4 separate regions of the Mus musculus genome follow, and regions 1, 2 and 3 are each linked to region 4. A link is a loop called in an ENCODE intact Hi-C map of the cell type or tissue named here. Cell type or tissue: left cerebral cortex. All regions are shown on one strand.

The links. A loop is a pair of places that touch in the nucleus more often than their neighbours do. Peaks named below come from ENCODE experiments on the same cell type or tissue, not always from the same donor. Only the 100,000 strongest peaks of a DNase experiment are listed, where the experiment ranks them.
Region 1: it touches region 4 in a loop (5-fold over the local background); 29 of 42 quality-filtered maps call a loop at or near these places.
Region 2: a loop joins it to region 4, with 10 times the contacts of the local background. A loop is called at or near these places in 31 of 42 quality-filtered maps.
Region 3: it touches region 4 in a loop (6-fold over the local background); 29 of 42 quality-filtered maps call a loop at or near these places.

What each region holds. Positions count from the first base shown.
Region 1 is chr1:193,362,122-193,367,121 of GRCm38, forward strand. It overlaps Camk1g (calcium/calmodulin-dependent protein kinase I gamma), which reads right to left. Exons shown (of 13, transcript NM_144817.2): 2 at 1-12. Among named protein-coding and RNA genes, the nearest start is that of Camk1g, 5.7 kb to the right of the region's middle. In left cerebral cortex, a CTCF peak has its summit at 1,888; DNase peaks (open chromatin) are centred at 162 and 1,982; H3K27ac peaks cover 797 bases.
Region 2 is chr1:193,374,377-193,379,376 of GRCm38, forward strand. No RefSeq gene overlaps it. Among named protein-coding and RNA genes, the nearest start is that of Camk1g, 6.6 kb to the left of the region's middle. In left cerebral cortex, a CTCF peak has its summit at 2,582 (motif pointing left); a DNase peak (open chromatin) is centred at 2,563.
Region 3 is chr1:193,321,450-193,326,449 of GRCm38, forward strand. Lamb3 (laminin, beta 3) reads left to right here. Exons shown (of 23, transcript NM_008484.2): 6 at 2,288-2,479; 7 at 4,111-4,174; 8 at 4,440-4,624. Among named protein-coding and RNA genes, the nearest start is that of Gm51741, 19 kb to the right of the region's middle. In left cerebral cortex, a CTCF peak has its summit at 3,001 (motif pointing left); a DNase peak (open chromatin) is centred at 2,979.
Region 4 is chr1:193,252,967-193,257,966 of GRCm38, forward strand. It overlaps a transcript of Hsd11b1 not described here. Among named protein-coding and RNA genes, the nearest start is that of Hsd11b1, 13 kb to the left of the region's middle. In left cerebral cortex, a CTCF peak has its summit at 2,697 (motif pointing right); DNase peaks (open chromatin) are centred at 2,733 and 3,973; H3K27ac peaks cover 358 bases.

The DNA.
Region 1 (5,000 bases), 110 kb after region 4:
CTGCCTGAGAAGCTTCATGCGGAGGAGGGGAGAAAGACAAGGTCTGATCAGAGTGTTTCTCGAAGAAGACAGAACAGGTTGCAAAAGAATCAGAAACACCCAGATCGTGATGTAACGGCCAGAAGGAAAGCCTGGGAGTAGAACCTGAGAAGTGGCAAAAATAAGAACATTCTCCCACTTGCATTCTAAAATTGCTAGAGCAAATCCACTGAGTGACTGCTCTGTGTCTGCTTGGGAGGTGAAACAGGGGTGTAGATGGAAGGTGGAAACCCAACAGAAATCTGTGTGCACTAGTAACGGTGCACAAGACACACATTTACACGCTGCATCTAGCTTTTGGGCATCCCAGATGAACCCAGGAACTTCCTGTGTTTATTCAGCCTGGCTCCTTCTTACCATCACAGTTCTGCCTCCTGTTCTTACTCCTACCTGCCACAGTGTCTGCAAAGGAGCAGTGTGTTTCCCCTGCCATCCCCACAGCATGAGCATGGAGCTGGGTAGACTTTTGTGAGCATCTGAATTGAAGCATATCCTCATTTGCATCAGAGCTCTGGGGCTGCACCTGGGAATGCTCCTGTGCTGCTCCAGGAGCTGGATATGTGATGATAGACAAACTGGACCGTGGCCCTCCTTCTGGGATAGCCAGGCAAAAGAAGCAGGCAATGAGCCAGCTAGCAAACTCCCATGCGGATGACTAAGTGACCAGACACTTGGTGTGTAATGGGGACAAACAAGGGTGTCTTCTAATAAAGCCAATGGAGGCCTTGTAAGCAGGTTGGATTTAGGCTGAGATTTGAAGCTGGCAAAGGCGTCAAACAAGTGAAAACTGCACAGAGATGCTTCCCCAGAGAAAACTAAAACAGGAGGGCCTCAAGATGGGGAAGCCAGGCCAGCAGGGAGCATGGTTGCTGAGTGTCCAAGAGTGACAGGAAAGAGCAGTTCTGCCAACACCCTACCTCTTGAACCTGACAGAGAGATGGGTGCATGTGTCTAGTGGTTATTCCTTTTAGACAGTGGCTGTCTGTCTGATCCCACCTTAAATAAAAAACAATGTCTATAAAATCTTGAGGCCTTTTAGAAGTCTGTGGAGAGAATGCAGCCAGTAAAGTGCTTATCATGGAGGCATGAGGACCTGTGTTCGATCTCTGGGAAAAGCTGAAGAGAGTAGCACTCACTTGTAACCCCAGCCCTGGGGAGGTGGACTGGTTGGGTTCACTGCTGGGCTAGCCTATTCCACTCAGGGAGCTCTAGGTCTCAATAAACAAAACAAAGCAAGAAACAAAACGAGGCCCCTGAAGAATGACAGCTGAGGCTGTTCTCTGGTCTTTACATATGTACACACTCACACATGCCTACACACATGTGCACAAAATCCTGTGTTTCTTCAGCTCTGTGAAGAGCACAGGTTTGGAACTGGGGTTCAAATCCTCTCTCTGCTCCATATTAACCTCTTGGGCTGGGTGGGGCAGGTGCCCTGAGGAGGACTGATAGGGTGTCAGGCCCTTTGCAGATTCTGAATTCCAAATATCTCAGGATCCTTGGTGTGGGGGAATGCCTGGACCCCACCTACCAGGCAGCAAGAAAAGGAAAAGGAAGAGGAAGTTTTGTACTTGAGCTTTTCAATAATAACATGTCAATCTTGGTAGTCTCCAGGGACAGTCTCCTATTGGGTAACACCCTAGGGGCAGGCAGTCTTGAAGAAAGCAGGGCCCAGGGTAAAAGGTGTGCATGTCTAAAGGTGCACAAAAGACAAAGTTGGTTTGCATGCCTCCCCTTTGGTTTTTCCCCTCCACAGAACAACAGGACAGGAGCTTGTTCCACGTGAGGGGCTAATGAAGAGCCTGGGCAAGGAGACCTCAGCTGTGCACATCACTCCCCCTGCAGGAGCTGTGGAGAATGGCTGCCTGCTCAGTAGGAGGCTCCCAGGTCTCATTAGCTGATCTGTGCTCAATGTTCCTTCCTTTCCATTGCTCCTAAATAGCTTTAAAAACATAGTATTCTTAGCTGAGACGAAGCCATAGAAAACATCTTTCCCGCCCACCGCTCCTCCCATACATAGAGTCCTAACAACTTGGCTTCATCATCTGTGTGGAACACTCAGCGCCCCAGATCTGGACCCTACACCTTCAGGGACTCCTACAATCCATGGTGTCATGGAGACCTCCTGGGAAGGGGGCCCAGGCTAGGTAGGGTGGTCACAGGTGGGTAGGGAAGGAGCTGCCTACACCCCCAGCTGGGTCATGCTGCTTTCTGCTCCAGCCTCACTGGCCTCTTCTCCCCTGACTTCAGCAACCCAGATCTTTCAGTAGAAGAGAAAAATTCAGAGACACCCTGAGCACTAATATTATTTGGTTTGCTTCCAAGGCACTCTGCCTCACACTATTTCCTATGACAACTGCCATCAGATTTTAGAGCGTAGGAGCAATCCCCACAGAGTCCTCTGAGACTTAGGACAAATTTCACCTCCATGGAGGCCTTCAAGAGGCATCCTCCATGTTGGCCTGTGTACCCAGTTCATGCCCTTCACTCCTCAACAAAGTGAGATCATTGTGAGGATTCTATACCAAAGACTTGTGGCAAGGAAAATGACTATGTTCACATGCAATCATCTCTGAATCATAGAGGTGACATTCTTTCATTTGGTGAGCATTTATTGAATGAATACCTCCTATATACCCAGTACTGAATACAGATATTTCTGTGACACAAGTCTGACCCTTAAGTGCTTGCAATCTAGAAAGACTGCATCTATGTAAGTAGACAGGTAAACAGGCAAAGTGCTAGGTAATGAGCCTGAAGGACAAGCGTTCTCAATATGCAGGACCCATTACTAAGCCTGGTGCACACAGGAGGTACAACTAGCCTCAGCCCCTGGAGATTGGCTGGGAGGGCTTCAGATAGGGGCTAGGTTTAAGATGGGTACGAAGCATTCTTTGCACTGCTCTGAGCCTGCATAGAGGGTGGCACCCCAGCTGAAACCCACGATATGGAGTCCTGACCGAAGTTCAGGAGGAAGGGAACAGGGTGGCAACAGAAAGCCAGATTGCCTTGCTTCTTGCCATTGTCCTGGCAGCAGTAGACTAATGGGATCTGAGTCTAGTACTCAATCAGCAGAGCCTCTCTGGGACATTTTACCTAAGTCGATGTGCTTCTTCTTCTTCAGTTCCCCTCTCCTACAATACATATGGCACTCTGAAGCCACCCTGTTTCAAGTAACCATCCTTTCTAGAAATAACCCCATAGACTTGCTGTTGTAGTTTCTGTTTGGTCTTCCTAGCCTCTTGGGGGGTCTTTTAAGCTTGTAGCAAGGGAAGAGACAAAGGGAACACTTCTTCCCAGAGGACATGCAGGACAACTACAGCCCTGGCATGTATGAGTCCTTTCTGTACTTCCAGGATAGGTGTTCTGGTTCATGTTGGCAGCCAGCCTGGCTACTGATGAGATGCTGCTGAGAGATTCTTGGGCCATGAGCCCAGCAGGTAAAAGACCTCTTCCTGGTGACCCCTAGGGCTCACTATCCTGTCCTTCCCAGCTCCATTTGGTCTGGCTCCATACTACACCGGGATGGAACTCTTGGGAAGATAAGGCATGTCTGCAGTGTCCTCCTCACTGCCATCATGTGTAGAGATACCGTAACCCCACACCTCCTGGAGCTTCTCTCTTACCCGTACCCCCTTGCTCCACATCGTCTCCTCTCTGCTATTTGAACTATTTGGGGAGTCAGTGTTGCCCTGCTAGAGACCTGGAATCCTTGTGTCATTACCTGAAGGCACTCAATCCCAACCCCTTCTCTCCACCCTATGCACACAATGCAGGGATGAGATGGTGCCTCTTCGCTGGCCTAGACACATCATAAGGGTGAGGGTGGGGACAAAGAATCTCTGAGTGCAATCTCTGTGGTTCTAAATGTGCAGATAATGGCTCTCAGTTCTACCCACAGGAGACACTGGTATACTTTCAGTACTCCTGATTGTGGTTTCTCAGTAAGAGTGTGCCTCACCAGCTCTCACTAACCCCAGGTGAATCAGGGTACTCCAAGACTTGTTCTTTTATCTCTGCTGCTGTGGGCTGAGTCTATCCAGAGTCTCCCATACTAAGCATGTGCCCTACACCAGAACTCTACTGTCAGCCACCCTCAGACTTCTTTGCCCTCTTCTCCCAGATTGTTGGAAGCATGGCACTGAAGGCCTGGGGGTACTAGGAGGGAAGTTATCAGTTGTGTCATCTTTAATAAAAATATGCACCCCTGCCTCCAAGCAGGGGCGCACACATCCACAGAGCCACATACCATCTGACTATACTGGTCCAGAGGGTGAAAGCCGGAGGTTTCCCTGACCTGGTACCACAATTTCCTAAATTCTGGCCTGTACCAGATACTCTGTATCTGTATCTTTGGATTCCAGAGTCTGGATAGGGAACACACTAGAAGCTCCTATCATGGTTTGGCACTCTGACACTGTGCAGCCCAAAGGCAGATCACTATACACCTCTGGATTTTTACCTTTTTCTTTAGTGAAAGATGGAAACTTAACTAGATGAGTCCCTGTTTCTCGGCTGTACGTACTGAGAGGAACTCTCCGTGAATAGTTTTTCTGCACTGATGTTGTACGCAGAGTCCTGGTCCACATCAGCTCCTGAAAGGCTCTGAAGACTACTACAGACATGTGCTTACTGCAGTCTACCCTGCCAGTACTCACATTTCCTTGATGAAGTAATTTCTTATTACCCAACAGCAGCAGAATGGACCTGGGTCTGCTCAGAGCACGCACAGGATCATGCAGGCAAGGTCTTCTCCAATACCAGTTTTTACATTGTCTTTTTGAGGAGTACATGAAATTCCCAGAGTTCACTGTCATCCATCACAGCTCTACCCTTCTTGTGGTGTCACAGGCACGGGTGACATCTGCACACCTGGCATAAACTGTGTCCAGCTCATAGGCTGCAAACCAGTGGCTCATCAGCCATCAGGATCCCAGAAACTCCTGGGGAGGAACACCCAA
Region 2 (5,000 bases), 120 kb after region 4:
CATAAAAATAAATACATCCCGTAAAATATTTATTACATGCTGTGAGCTGATGCTAGGGATGTGAAACTACACTTGGTCCCTATACTCACAGGATTTCTACTGCCCTAGGATGTGGATCAGTCAAGTTGTTAGAGCCTGGACTAAGCAGGCAGCAGGGGAAAGAGGAAGAGGCATGACCCAAAGGAAGGACCGCACACATCGAGGAACACCCTTCATCCAGAGCAAGGGCGGGTCTGAGCTGTTTGACTCTCAGGTGACTGGCAGGGCTAGAAGCTGCCCTACGGACCCGGCTTCTCCCTCCACAGCTGCATCTCCCTGAGCTTGTTTTCCTCTCATGTGTGTGATGAGGATGGGAGAGGAAGGCAGGCAGATCAGTGATCATTGACCTGCCAAGGACGACAGGGGAAATGATAGTGAGCCGAAGAATCTGATGCATGAGAAGTCAGACTGAGACAAACAAAAGCAGCACAGGCAAAGGTCCTGGGGCAGGAAGGAGCCATGTTACTGCAGGGTCAGAGTGCAGGAAGGGAGCACAGACAAAGGTCCTGGGGCAGGAAGGAGCCATGCTACTGCAGGGTCAGAGTGCAGGAAGGGAGCACAGACAAAGGTCCTGGGGCAGGAAGGAGCCATGCTACTGCAGAGTCAGAGTGCAGGAAGGGCTGCAGAGAGAAATGTGTAACAAGGAGGATGGGGAGGTGGAGAGACATTCCTAATCTGAGGCTAGAAACAAGAGAATGGAATGGCTGACAGGAGAGTGGTGGGAGGGAGAAAGAACAATGACAGGACAGGGAGACAGGCTGGCACACAGACATAAATCGATACAGACAAGCCACTTTGGTATTGATTTGTCTTAAACAATAAGACCTCTCCACTGGGACTTGCAATGGGCTCTTCACACAATGTCCTGGTCCATGCTGTTCCAATGGCTGGGGAGAGGCTCATATTTTAATTTGACCTGGCTCTTTAATGTCTTCACCCCTCAAGTGTCCTTCCTATACAGACACGTGAAAGACCCCTCTGCTGAGAGCTCCCACATCTCTGTACAAGCAGAGATGGCACTGGCCTAACACACCAGGTTGTCCCCTTGCACAACAGAGAGCTTTGAGGGGTAGGAACTGGATCTCTGTGGCCTGGATACCCATCACTTCCCAGGAGAAAGAATTTCCACATGACTCTCGAACCTGAGGGAGCAAATGGAAACCAAGAATGAGTTTTCTAGAGTGTTCTGTGTTTGACACCATGAAGGAGGAGGAGGGCTGTCAATGACAGTATCCAAAAGAATACACAAACAGCTAGTTCTCACCACCCTCCCAGGTTATTCCACAGTCTGCAGAGTGTTGGGTGGGCTGTTGATTCGGCTTCAGCTAGACTCTCCTTTCTCCTCCCTGTGGCTTCTTATCTCACTTCATCCTTCCTGCTCTTGTCAGGATTCATAAAGCATTCATGTCACTCTGTAAGTTGATGGCCCTACACTGGAGCATCTACAAGGTGGAGGGCATCCCTCCATCCTCAGCTTGGTATCTGCTATGTGGCCCAGCTCTGGAGGGATCTACTGTCTTTGTGGTCTGAGTACAATGATCCTAGCCTTGGTAGACGGTGTGTATGTTTGTGTGTAGAAGGGCCATTGTTTGTGTGTGTATGTGTGTGTGTGATTGTGTATGTAGAAGGGGCATTGTGTGTGTGTGTGTGTGTGTGTGTGTGATTATGTATGTAGAAGGGGCAGTGTGTGTGTGTATGTGTGTGTGTGTGTGTTTGTGTGTGTGTGTGTGTGTGTGTGTGTGTGTGATTATGTATGTAGAAGGGGCTGTGTGTGTGTGTGTGTGTAGAAGGGGCATAAAGCTCACCACTCTGGACTTCTGAATTCTACTCTGACACGACTAGTTCCTACGTGAGGACCTGCTCCTGGTCCTTGTCAGGAATCAAGGCATTCTCTGTGAAACCATTAGTAGTGCTGATTTCCATATCCACAGCTTGAGCTCTGAAGGGTGGGAACTAGAGGAAGAAGCAATGACTCTCCAGTGAGTGACCTTGAAACACCCGTGCTCTTGAGTGGGGGCCATGGTGGTGGCTGGCAGTGCATAGCCATGGAGCTAACTTCCTTCATCCAGACTTTATCATGACTACTTAACAGAGTCTGATCCAGCCACCAGGCTTTCATTTCTTTCCTGTTTTTCTCTGATCCTTTTGGAATGGATAGACTAAACGGGGATACCCTGGGGTGGGGGGTGGGCAGTGGGGGGCTGACAGTGAGTAGACTTACTCTCCCAGATTTAGCATAGACCTTGTAGACAGTTGTGGATTCAACCTGGGTTTGGTTCTGAGGGGACTTAGAGTCTGTTCCCTGAGCAATGCTCTCAGCTGGATTCCCTGGGAGGAGTCCAAATTTCCCATCTCAGCAATCTTGCTTTCCTTGTGTGTAAGAAACTGAGTAGCAGATCTCAGCCTGACCCAACAGTGTGTTATCAGGGGCACATTAGAAGTCTTTGTCTAAAGACATGCGCAATGGAGCCCCCTACTCCAGGAAAGCTTGTCTTGGGGCTCATCCTGGCTTACCCCTCCTCCCAGTGAGCTGTACTGCCCTCTAGTGGCACAGAGTAGGCATATCATTTTCTTGGTTGGACTGTTTGTGGCCAGCCCCTTGCCTTCGTCCATGGTCTCTGTATTTCTGAGCTGGGTGGTGATGGCGGCTCCCTGTCTTTGTTTGGAAGGGCAGCAAGTGTGTGTCAAGAGTCTTCTAGGAGCATGGCAGCATGCTAGGCACAGGCTTCACTCCCCACTTTCTTTGAGTTTCCCCTCCCACAGGAGGGGAGATCTAAGGTGGTTAGTGCCAGGGTAAATTCCAGGTGACCGAGCCTAAGCCACCTCATCCTTCATCTGTAAAAAGAACCCAGCAAGACCACAGGGGCTTCTGGATAGCTTTCTGCATCTGACGACACCCAGCACAGAGCAGGCATATTCTGGAAATGTTGGTGAATCAATCACTGGCCTCCATGGGTAGGTACCTTCTTTAGATGAACCCCAAATGCAAACCACTACAGTGAAGACGTTGAGAATCACAGAGGAAGGCTGACTTTGGGCTAACTCTGGATTGATTTGCTATGGCAAAGAAACCCTCAGTTTCTTTTAAAGGACCTTTTTATTATTTAAAAGTATGTATATGTGTTTATGTATGTCTGTGTGTGGGTATGTACATGGGAGTGCAGGTGCCCACAGAGGCCAGAAGAGAGCATCATATCTCCTAGAGTTGGAGTTACAGGCAGCTGTGAGATGTCTGATGTGAGACCTGGGAACTAAATTTGGATCCTCTGGAAGAGCAATGTGTGCTCTTAACTGCTGAGGGATGTCTTGAGCCCTTTAGTGAATAAGTGGGTATCTTGATGTTTCTTGTCTTAGTCAGTCAGGGTTTGTATTCCTGCATAAACCATCATGACCAATAAGCAAGTTGGGGAGGAAAGGATTTAGTCAGCTTACACTTCCATATTGCTGTTCATCACCCAAGGCAGTCAGGACAGGAACTCACACAGGGCAGGAACTTGGAGGCAAGAGTTGATGCAGAGGCCATGGAGGGATGTTGCTTACTGGCCTGCTTCCCCTGGCTTGTTCAGCTTGCTTTCTTACAGAACCCAGGACACCAGCTCAGGGATGGCACCACCCACATGGACCCTCCCACCCTTGATCACTAATTGAGAAAAGGCCTTACAGCTGAATCTCAGGGAGGCATTTCCTCAAGGGAGGCTCCTTTCTCTGTGAAAACTCCAGCTTGTGACACACACACACACACACACACACACACACACACTTACTTCAACAAGGGAGTCCTAGAAATTCAATGAGATAAGGGATATGAAACGCACAGAGGAAGAGGACACTTTCTAGGCAGGAATCAATGTGAAGAACTACAAGATCTATCCACCTAGCCAATCAAGTAAGCTGGTGAACTACAGACAGGATAGGAAGAGGATGTCTACAGGTCTCAGATCTGGGTGTTCCTGGACAGCAAGGTCTTGCCATATGGCTCTCTGATGTAGGGGTGATGGATGGTCTCCCCTTCTGGGATGACTGTTGTGGTGGCTTGAATAAGAAGAATAGCCCCATAGGCCCATATATTTGAATGCTTCGCCATCAGGGAGTGAAACTACTTGAGAAGGATTAGAAGGTATGGCCTTGTTGGAGGAACTGTGTCACCGTCGATGGACTCTGAGGTTTCAAAAGTCCATGCCAGACCTATAGACTCTTCTCTCTGCCTATGGATCAGGAATATAGCTCTCATCTACTGCTCCAGTGCCTGCCTAAATGCCACCATGGTTTCTGCTGTGATAATAATGGACCAGACCTCTGAAACTGTAAGCCAGCCCTGATTAAATGCTTTTCCTTATAATAGTTGCCTTGGTTATGGTGTTTCTTAACAGCAATAGAACAGTGGCTAAGGTGACTATCTTTTTCAAGATAGAGACATCCTGAGTTCTGAGCCCTTTAATGCTCCAGGAAGTCTAGGTCATGCCCTGTTCAGTTCAGAGGCAGAGCAACAGGCTGGAGAATTACATGTATCTCCTTGGTAGTGGCTTGAGAAGGTGACAGGACTCTTGATTCAGTTCTGATTCCTAGTAACTGGGATCCAGACAGACTTCTAGGGACATTAGCTCTGCCAGGTGGCTGTGGGGGAAGACCCACAGCTATAAAACCCTCTCTCTAGTTGTCTACAGTCTAGACTCCTCCCCACAGAGAGAGGTTAGCCTAATTTGCTCTGCTCCAGCCCTCCTTCCCTTCCTCACTTATGGCTCTCAGGAGGTCCCATGTGCTGAGGCCACCAGAGACTTCCTAGCAAAGTGTCTGCTGTCCAATGCTCCTGAGATATAGGACATTACATAACAGAACTGAGGGTAAATGGAAAAGCAAAAGAAATAATCGACTTTTCAGGAAGAAACAATTACTTGATTTAGTCATCAGACCCCTGGACTCAGTGTTCTCAGTGCTTTGGTCCAAATGTGACCTTCAGAGAT
Region 3 (5,000 bases), 68 kb after region 4:
GATATGAAATGTCCCTGGAATAGCTCATGTGTTGATGGCTTGGTCCCCAATGGGTGGACCTAGTCATCAAGAGTTAATTGGATCATGAGGCCTCTGATGGAACCAATGCATCAATCCATTGATAATCTGTGGCATTATATCAAAGTGATGGAGACTTTCAGGTAGGGCCTGGTTGAAAGAAGTCAGTCACTGAGGGCATGCCCTTTGGGGCCCTATTCGTCTGGACATTCCCTTTCTTTGTTTCTTACCCTCTCCCTACTCCTGGTCTTACTGGATCCATCATTAGTGATCTGTTGTACTTCACTCCTGGGCGTAGCCTATAATTCAGCACTGAGGGAAGGAGGGCTGGGGCAGATGGATGCCCGGGGGCTAATTAGCCAGCAATTCTAGTCGAATCAGTGAGCTCCAAATTCAATAGTAATGCCTGTCTCAAAAAACAAGGTGAAGAACTATTGAGAAAGGCATCAACCTCTGTATACCCAAATACACAAAATAAGTAGAATATACCAGGAATGTAAGCCTATGTGGTAAACATCTGTTAATCCTGCTTCATTGCTGTGACAAGTCTTTGAGAAACCAATTTGCGGAGAAAGGATTTATTTTGGCTCAGGGTGTCAGAAACTTCAGCCTATAGTGGCTGCTCTATTGACTAAGCTGAGGTTGACTATCATGGCAGAGAGCATGAGGCGAGGGTGGATCCTTCCAGTCATCATCTCCACAGGTGGATCACTGATGATGCAGGGAAACACTGAGCTAGAGATCTGAACTCTGGTCCTCAAACTTACACACCAAGCACAGCTATCATCTTCCCAGATGCTGGTGTACTGTATTTTAACAACTTTGAAGATGAGATCAAGTTTATCGAGCATCCAGGAGCTTACCTATCCACAGGAAGGACACACAGTGGCACACCGCTCTTGGAGAACAGTCTATCCCATCAACTCTATGGCCTCTGGAATCCCTCCTCCCGTCTTACGCTCTCCTCTTAGAGACAATGGTTTTCATTCATTTGTGACAGGTCATGTGCTTTCTTCAGAGAGGATTTAATTTTATTCTTTATACAGAAATAGTCAAGCACAAAAGGATAAGGTCTCATTAATAAGATGAGACAATCAGGAAAATCTATAAGACTTTCCAGAGTGTGGGGTGAAATGTAACAGGACCCAGTTTCCTGTATGGCTGAGGAAGTTGGCTCTGAGAGCCCTGCCCTACAAAAGGCCAAAGTATTTTGAGAAATGCCAGCAGTGCAGTCTCTCAAGGTGACAGTTCTGAAAGGCAGTGTTAACTCGGATATTGTTAAATGCTTTTGTTGCTCAGCTGTCTTCCATTCTTATATCGGGTTTGTTTACGCACATACCAAACACTGACTGTATGGTAGAACTGGCATCAAGAGTTAGAGATAGAAAGACATTTAAAATGAAGTCACAATGAACCTGGACATGGTGGCATTATGACTAGTCTGGGAGGGGCTTCCAGCAATTTCTGGAGACGTTTTTTGGTTATCACATCTGTGGGTATGCAATGACATACAGTGGGCTGAAGTCGGAGATGCTGATGAGCGTTTTGCAGTTCACAGAGCAGGCTGATTGCACCTTTGCCCACCCCCAAATAGGAACTCTGTGGAAGCTGGGAAATCCTGCCTAGAAAATAGGAAATTGGCTAGTAAATAGTCAGAATGATGGTGCTGTTTCTGAGGGAAGCCAGATGCTAGACTGGGAAACACAGCATGGGCTAGGCAGAAGAATGCAAGTTAGATAGGTATGAAAAATCTCCACGCAGAAGTGACATTCAAACTTCCAACAAAAGATGAGAAGAAACCCATAAGGGAGGAGTGTTTCGAGCAGGACACCTGTGGAAATGCTGAAGAGGGGGGTGGGCTCGCTGAGGTGGGCACCAGTGAGGGCTAAGCAAGGAGCACAGAGTCTCTGCATATAAGCTTGGGTTAGAGTTTATTTAAGAAGGGTGTGTGTGTTGGTCTTCATTCTGTTACTGTGACAAGACACCCAAGATGAAGAGCTTAACCAGGGAAGGGGAGTGATTTGGGTCATAGGTTCAGAGGTTTCAGCCTGTGCTCACTCAGTCTTGTTGCTTTGGGGCCAACGGAGAGGCTGAACATGATGGTAGGGTGGCTTGGGGTGGGGGTGGGGCACCGACCCCTGTCACTTGCCATAGTCCTTGCTAGGCCATCTCTCCCTTCTCTCTGCAGGAGCCTGCTTCTGTAGTTGTGGCTCCTTCTTTCCCTCTGTCACTCAACCCTATTCCACACCCCTGCCCCATATCTCTCCAGGGTCTCACACCAGCTGGCATGTTGATTGAGCGCTCTTCTGACTTTGGCAAGACATGGAGGGTGTACCAGTACCTGGCGACAGACTGTGCCAGCACCTTTCCCCAGGTCCACCAGGGCCAGCCCAAGAACTGGCAGGACGTCCGGTGCCGGCCCTTGTCCCAGAGGCCTAATGGGCATCTGACTGGGGGAAAGGTAGGTACAGGGAACTTGAACCATCAGGCAAAGGGAGGAAGCCCATATCTCTCAGTCAAGAAGTGAGAACGTGCCAGGTCAGGTCAGGTCATCTTGCTGGGACCTTCCAGAAACATCTTGCCACATCTATGGCATCCTTGGCCCTAACTTTCCCTGGCTTCTTCCTATAAGGCTCATGGAATCCCTGTGTGGGCTTTGTTGTGAGGTCTTTGGGGTGACTACTTACACACGACTGAGCAAAGAACACATGTAATTTCACTTTCAGAAGAGTTATCACAAAAATGAATCTATCAGACTGCCAGATTGGAGGGAAATTCAAGAATAACCCATAGCTCCAAAGGCGTCTAGAGTAAAAATTACAACTTGCCTCTAGAAATACCTGGAACTTTTTCTGGGAATCTTCTCCATATGGTCAAATTCCTTCCCAAAGCATATCCCATTCTCTATGGAAGAGGAGGCTGTAGCTTGGAGGGGAAGCAGCTCAGGTGACACGCAGGCTGAGTGCTGCCCCCCTGTGGCCTCAGATTTCCTGTGCTCACCTAATGGTGGTCCTTAACCTTCATTGATTCCTTCATGGTGTGATAACCCCAACCACAAAATTATTTTTGTTGCTACCTCATAAATGCAATCTTGCTGTTGTTATGAATTTTAATGTAAATATCTCTGTTTTTCAATGGCCTTAGGAGACCCTTGTGAAAAGATCATTCAATCTAAGGGGTTGCGACCACAGGTTGAGAACTGCTGAGCTACTTGATTAAAGTTTTACTCAGCGTTTGTGTCCACTTGTTCCTAACCCTGAGCAGAGACCAAGGCTTCTTCCTCATTTATAGGGGGTTAAAATGAAAACTTGGTGGGATATGCCAAGAAGTCACATGTGGTGAGCGGTTTGTAGAGTAAATGAAAGCATACTCAAAACTGTCAGTGACCAGGGTGGCCAACGCTATCCAGACACTAGAAAGTTACCACCTTCTATGCATGAAAATATCAGACAAAACCCATTGTTGTGTATACCAATGTAAAAAACTAACAGTAGGGCTGGCAAGATAGCTCGGTGAGTCATGTGCTTGCCATGCAAGCCTGGTGTTGTGAGTGTGATCACCAGAAGCCATGTAAAGCTAGAAAGAGAAAATCAACTCCACAGAGTTGTCCTCTGACCTCCATATACATGCCATGGTACACCATCATTTCATACACACACACACACACACACACACACACAACAATAACAACAACAACAACAACAACAACAAAACCCATTAACTTAAAACTACTAAAAAAAAAAAAGCATTGCACAAGCCCTCCTGTGTCATAGATGAGATAGCAGGAAATTCTTGGTAGACCTATATTTTCCAACACACACACATGCATGCACACATACATACACACATGCACATACACATACACACATGCACACCACACACACACACACACACACACACACACACACACCGTGTATGCTCTTTTAGGGTCCAGTGGCCATCTGTTCTACTAGCACAGTGGCAGGCCTCAGGGCCATGGTCTGCCTCAGGTTTGAGAAGGGTGTAAGGGGAATGAGGATGAATGAGAAGGAAGCTTCTGAGCTTCATGTACATGTCTCCACTGTAGTCCTGACCTTTCTTCTCTCTGATCAGGTCCAACTTAACCTTATGGATTTAGCATCAGCTATCCCTGCATCTCAAAGTAAAAAGATTCAAGGTTTGTTTGAGTCTTCCTCTTTTCTGTGGGACTGGTAGTGGGGGTAGGAAACAGGCGGGAAGCTGGGTCATCGAAATTCCCAGTTCCTTCCTACTTCCCCGATGTGGCTGGGAAACACTGCTTGCCTTGCTCACCCTCCAGGGAGATGCTGTGAGAAGGCTGAGGGTGGGGGTGTCTGTGGTATGATGGGAAGGTAGAAAAGGAGATTCCATTGGCCTTTAACTTCTTGTCTTTTTACCTCTCCTCTTGCTGGTGCCACTCTCAGAACTTGGGGACATCACAAACTTGAGAGTCAACTTCACCAAGCTGGCCCCTGTGCCCCAGAGGGGCTCCTATCCACCCAGCGCCTACTTTGCAGTGTCACAGCTACGTCTACAGGGGAGTTGCTTCTGTCACGGACATGCCGACCGCTGTGCCCCTAATCCTGGAGGTTCTACCACTGCTGTGCAGGTGACAACCCAGGGTGGGTAGGGTGGAGTGGAAGGAGTAGGACCAGAACAGACCCACAAAGCAGAACAGACACTCCATTTAAGTTGTGGCTATTGCTGGTGACATAGCTCAGTGGTAGCGCTCATACTCTGCCTAGTATGTGAAAGGCCAGAGAAGGGTAGGGAGATAGGTTGTGGGTTTGGGGCTGGGCACAGTGTGCATACCTGGCAAGCCCAGAACATTTAGAAGGTAGAAGCTGGAGGAACAGGAGTTCAAGGTCATTTTTAACTACAGAATGAGTTTATGTAATGGGTCTCACAGCATTACTATACCATGGAAATTACTGTGTACATAGGAAAATATTATCATGAATTATAAGGTATGACAGCCAAAATAA
Region 4 (5,000 bases):
TGTCTGACAGGATGGTTCACAGAGTTTGAGAGCTTGGCCGCAGCTCTGAGAAGTAACCTAACAGGGAGGGAACTGGCTGCCGTCTCTGGGTAGGATGCTGAAGGATTTAAGTTTTTTTTTGGGGGGGGGGTGAGGGCGGGGGTTAGTGTACAAAGAAATGGGTCTCACTGGATCATTTTTATATATGTCATTATACTTTTTTCTTATTCCACTTCCCTCCTCTGCATCTCCTCTCTTACTGTCCCTTATTCCCCCAAATGCCGTCTTCTGCTTTCATGACACATATTCCTTTAGCTTTCCATTCATCTCTCCTTCCCTGACTCCTCTCATAGTTCCTTTTCTACTTACATATCTCTCACACTTACACACACACATACACACACACTCACATGCACACATGTATATACACATTACACATTACACACACATCCACACACTACACACAAATACACATGTTCATACACATACACAAGTGTACACACATGCACACGCACACTCACATGTATATGCACACACATACACACACGTGCTCATGTGCACACACACACACGACACATGTTCACACACATGTACATGTTCATACACATGCACATGTTCATACACGTGTATACACACACACAGTACACACATGCACACAGTTCTCTCTTTACCCTTCTCTCCTTCTCTCTTTAATTCTCTATTCCACATACAAGGTTTTTAAAACCTGTTGTCTCTCTGACAGCTTATTTTATTTAACATAATGCTCTTCTGTAGCCTGGTCTTTGCTACCTCTTGGGTTCTTCCCTTTCCCACCTTTTATTCCCCTGGTTTCATCCCCTAACACTTACAAGAGAGAAAAAAGTATACAAGGGAGAGAGAAAGATGGAGATCCTCGAATCCAGTTTCTATCTGTCTGTTTCTTTTTTGAGCATGCCTACTAACAAATTGCAACAACCTCCCTGAATGACCACCAACCACCAACCCCACCTCTAAGGGCTCTAGCATTTACATACCCTCTGAAAAGTTCCCAGAATTCTAACTGTCACACACTCTCAGAAATTATCTGCACCTGGTAAAACCACGCTTCTGCTAGAGCATGAGGTAAACCATGGTCAGCTGCTATGGACAGTCTGAAGCAGCCCCAAACCTGGGATTAAAATGAAAGCACAATCCTGGGCTAGTGAGATGGCTCAGTGGGTAAGAGCACCCGACTGCTCTTCCAAAGGTCTGAAGTTCAAATCCCAGCAACCACATGGTGGCTTACAACCACCGGAGATCCTGATGCCCTCTTCTGGTGCTGTCTGAAGACAGCTACAGTGTACTTACATATAATAAATAAATAAATTAATTAAAAAAAAAAGAACAGAGGATTATTTAAAAAAAAAAAAGAAAGCACAATCCTATACTATTTCTGTGTTTTTTCAAAGAACCCCGAATTCCAGAATTTTCATTATACTCTTCCATCCATTTTTCTGCAGATGTCATAATTCCGTTTTCCTTATGGATGAATAAAATTCCATTGTGTCTTTACCCATTCATCATGGATCTATGCTGACTCGGGATATTGTGAATGGCAATGACTATGGTATGTGACTTGGAGTCCTTGGGTAAACACTCAGACCAGGATAGTGATTACCCTAGTTTACACTCTGCCTTCCTCCCTGGCATTTGGTGTCAATGTTTTCTTTTTGATAGAGTGAGATGAACTCTTAAAGCAGTTTTAATATTTCCCTCATGGGTAAGGATATTGAAGACTTTTTAAAGTGTTGAGTAGATGCCTTTTTCTTTTTTGGTGTTTAAATTTTGTAGTTCTTTATACAGCCTAGATATTAACTCCTTGTCCAGTGTGTAGTTGATAAAGATTCTCTCCCGTTATGTCAACTTTCTCTTCATTCTCCTGATTATTTCCTTTGCTATGTGGAAGCTTTAGAATTTCATGCAATGTCACGTGTCAATCCTGGAATTATATCTTGAGCAATTACAGTTATTTTTAGAAAGTTCGTGCCTATGCCCATATCACCAAGTGTTTTGTTTATGATTTTTCATGAACAGTTTCGGAGCTTTGGGTCTTAAATTAAAGCCTTGAAACTATTATTAAGTTTTTTTTTTTGCAGGGTGAAGAAGAAATCTATTTAATTTTGTTCTTCTGTGTGTGCTATCCTGCACGGTTGTTGACGAGCCTGACCTCCACCACGTATGCTTTTGGCTGCGTGTATATGTGCGTCTTCACTGCTAGTCCACTGATTCGTCTGTCTCTACTTTTGTTCTGGTTTGTCCTTTGCCTCTGGTGTGATTGAGATTGATTAGGTGTTATGATGTCTCTCTCCTGCACTGCTCTTTCTGCCTGGGTTGGCTTTGCCTATCTTGGAGTCTTTTGTGGTGCTGAATGAATTTGAATTTTAGGATTTTTTTTTTTACTAGTTCTGTGAAAGAATGTCATCAGGATCTTGATCGGATCGCATCAAATCTATAGATTTCTTTTGGAAAGAGCTATTTCACAATATTGATTCTGCCAGGACATTTCTAGGATTTCCTTCAAGTCCTTCAGTGTTTGAAAGTCCTCACCTTATTGGATAGGGTTGTTCTTAGGTGTGTTATAATATGGAACTATTGTGAATAGTATTTTGTTTTTTTTCCTGATTTTTTTTTCTTAGCAAATTCATTATTAGCATATTGAAAACGATTGGTTTTTGTAGGTTGGTTTTGAATCCCAAAGGTTTTAACAGACTTCTGGCAGGAGAGGGCGCCCAAGGGTTGGAAGAAGAAAATGACTGCAGCAATTTAAAGGCAGGCAGACACTAAGACTTAATTTCTGGCAATATTTCTATTATCCAGAGGGACCTCTGGGTTAAGTCAGGACAAAAGAGGATGAAGGAGAAGGGAGGAGAAAGACTCATAAGCACTGACACATACCTAGAAAGAGCCATATACAGGAAACTAGTATCCCTGACGCCCTCCTACACACACACACACACACACACACACACACATACACTACATATACACACTTCACATGCACTCACACACACTACACAAACACATACCACACACACATACACACTACACACACACCTATACCACACACACAATGCACACACATGCTCACACACACTTTCATACACTACATACACACTTATACACACACTCACACACTTACACACATACACACACTACAAATACACACTCCACATACACTCACACACACTACACAAACACATACACCCTATACCACATACACACTACACACACACCTATATCAAGCACACACAATGCACACACATGCTCACATACACTTACATACACTACACACACATGCACACACACACTTATACACACACTATACACACACACTCACAACATTGCACACATACATACTACACACACACACATGCTACACACACACACTCATACACTACACATACACCCCCCTACACAACACACACACACACACACCACACATACCTATACCACACAATGCACACACTACACACACTCACACATACACACTACACACATACATACACCCTTCCCCCACACACCACAATACCCCCACCCCCCACACACACACCATATCACACCTGGTCCAGAAAAGTGGAGGACAGTTCTCAGACCCCAGCAGGCCTGATGAATATTAGTCAAGGGTAGGACTCAGATATGTGCATTTTTTCCAAGGCTCCTGACAGAGAGGTTCCTGTTTGCCCCAGCAAGCTCTTGGACCTTCTTCAAGGCTCATTTGTGCATACTTCTTTACAAAATCCAGCTTTAGCAAGGTCCTGCTGGTTCAGGTTGGCAAGAACCCTCTCTGCTGCCACCCCTCTCAAGTATCTATTTAACCTTGATATCTGATCAGTCTCCTCATCTTCCTCCATCCCCAGGCAATGGCAGTCACCGTGGCCAGCCTTCAGCGAGATCCCTGACCCGTCAGCCCCATCAGAACCATCTCTTTTCTCTCACTCTGATGTTTCCTCTTAGTAATTTTCCATCTACCAATTGCCGCTCTGCAGTTTGGCTGCAAACCATCACTTGTCTGGTCTGTGTTTGGAAATAAGCCCAGTTTTGTGCCGAGCTCTTCCTTCCCTCATGGCAACAGTCCTGTATGGGGTCTAGCCCCTTTAACCAGGTTCTAGCTCTAGCTTCCTGTGATCCTATACAAAGAGGTTCGAGGAGCCTGTTCAACAAAGTGAACTCTGCATTTGTTAATTAGACTGTTAGTTTAGGCTTAACTTAGTGATTCCAGGCACCAATGTGTGGCTGATAGAACACAACTGAGCCTCTTTTAAATGTAATTCTCCATGCTGGCAAGACGGTCTAGTTGATAAAGTGTAAGCATGGGAAAGAGAGTTCAGTTCCCAGCACCCACATTAAAAGCTGGGTATGATGGTGTGTGCCTGCAATCACAGTTCTAGGGACATGGACTCAGGCAGATCCCTGGGGCTTGCTAGCCACCAGCATCCCCTAACCATCAAGCCCCAGGTCTTAGTGAGAGACCTTGTCTCAGACAATAAGATGGATCGCTCGTGAGGAACCACACAGAGACTGATCTCTGACTTCTACAGGAACTCACACACAGAATGGTACACACATACACACACACACATTTGTATACATACACTAAATAAATTTGTATACCTGTCAACATAGTGAATTGGAATGTTTTAAAGGTCTCATGATTTCTGAAGGATCTCAAAGCCTCCGGGCCACATAGTCCTACTCACAGGCACTAGCTTTAATACTTACCACACCCCCTGCCCCCAGGAGGGTTCAACTATATATTTGTTAAACAATATCCTTTTAAGTACTTTTTAATTTTTTCAAATTTAGAAGTCATTTACTGATTTCCCATAAGGAACATCTGGTTTTTTTCCCTATTCATTTATTTATTAGATATTTTCTTTTTTATATTTATTTATTATTAGATATTTTCTTTATATACATTTCAAATGCTATACCGAAAGTTCCCTATACCCTCCCTCCACCCTGCTCCCCTACCCACCCACTCCCGCTTCTTGGCACTGGCATTC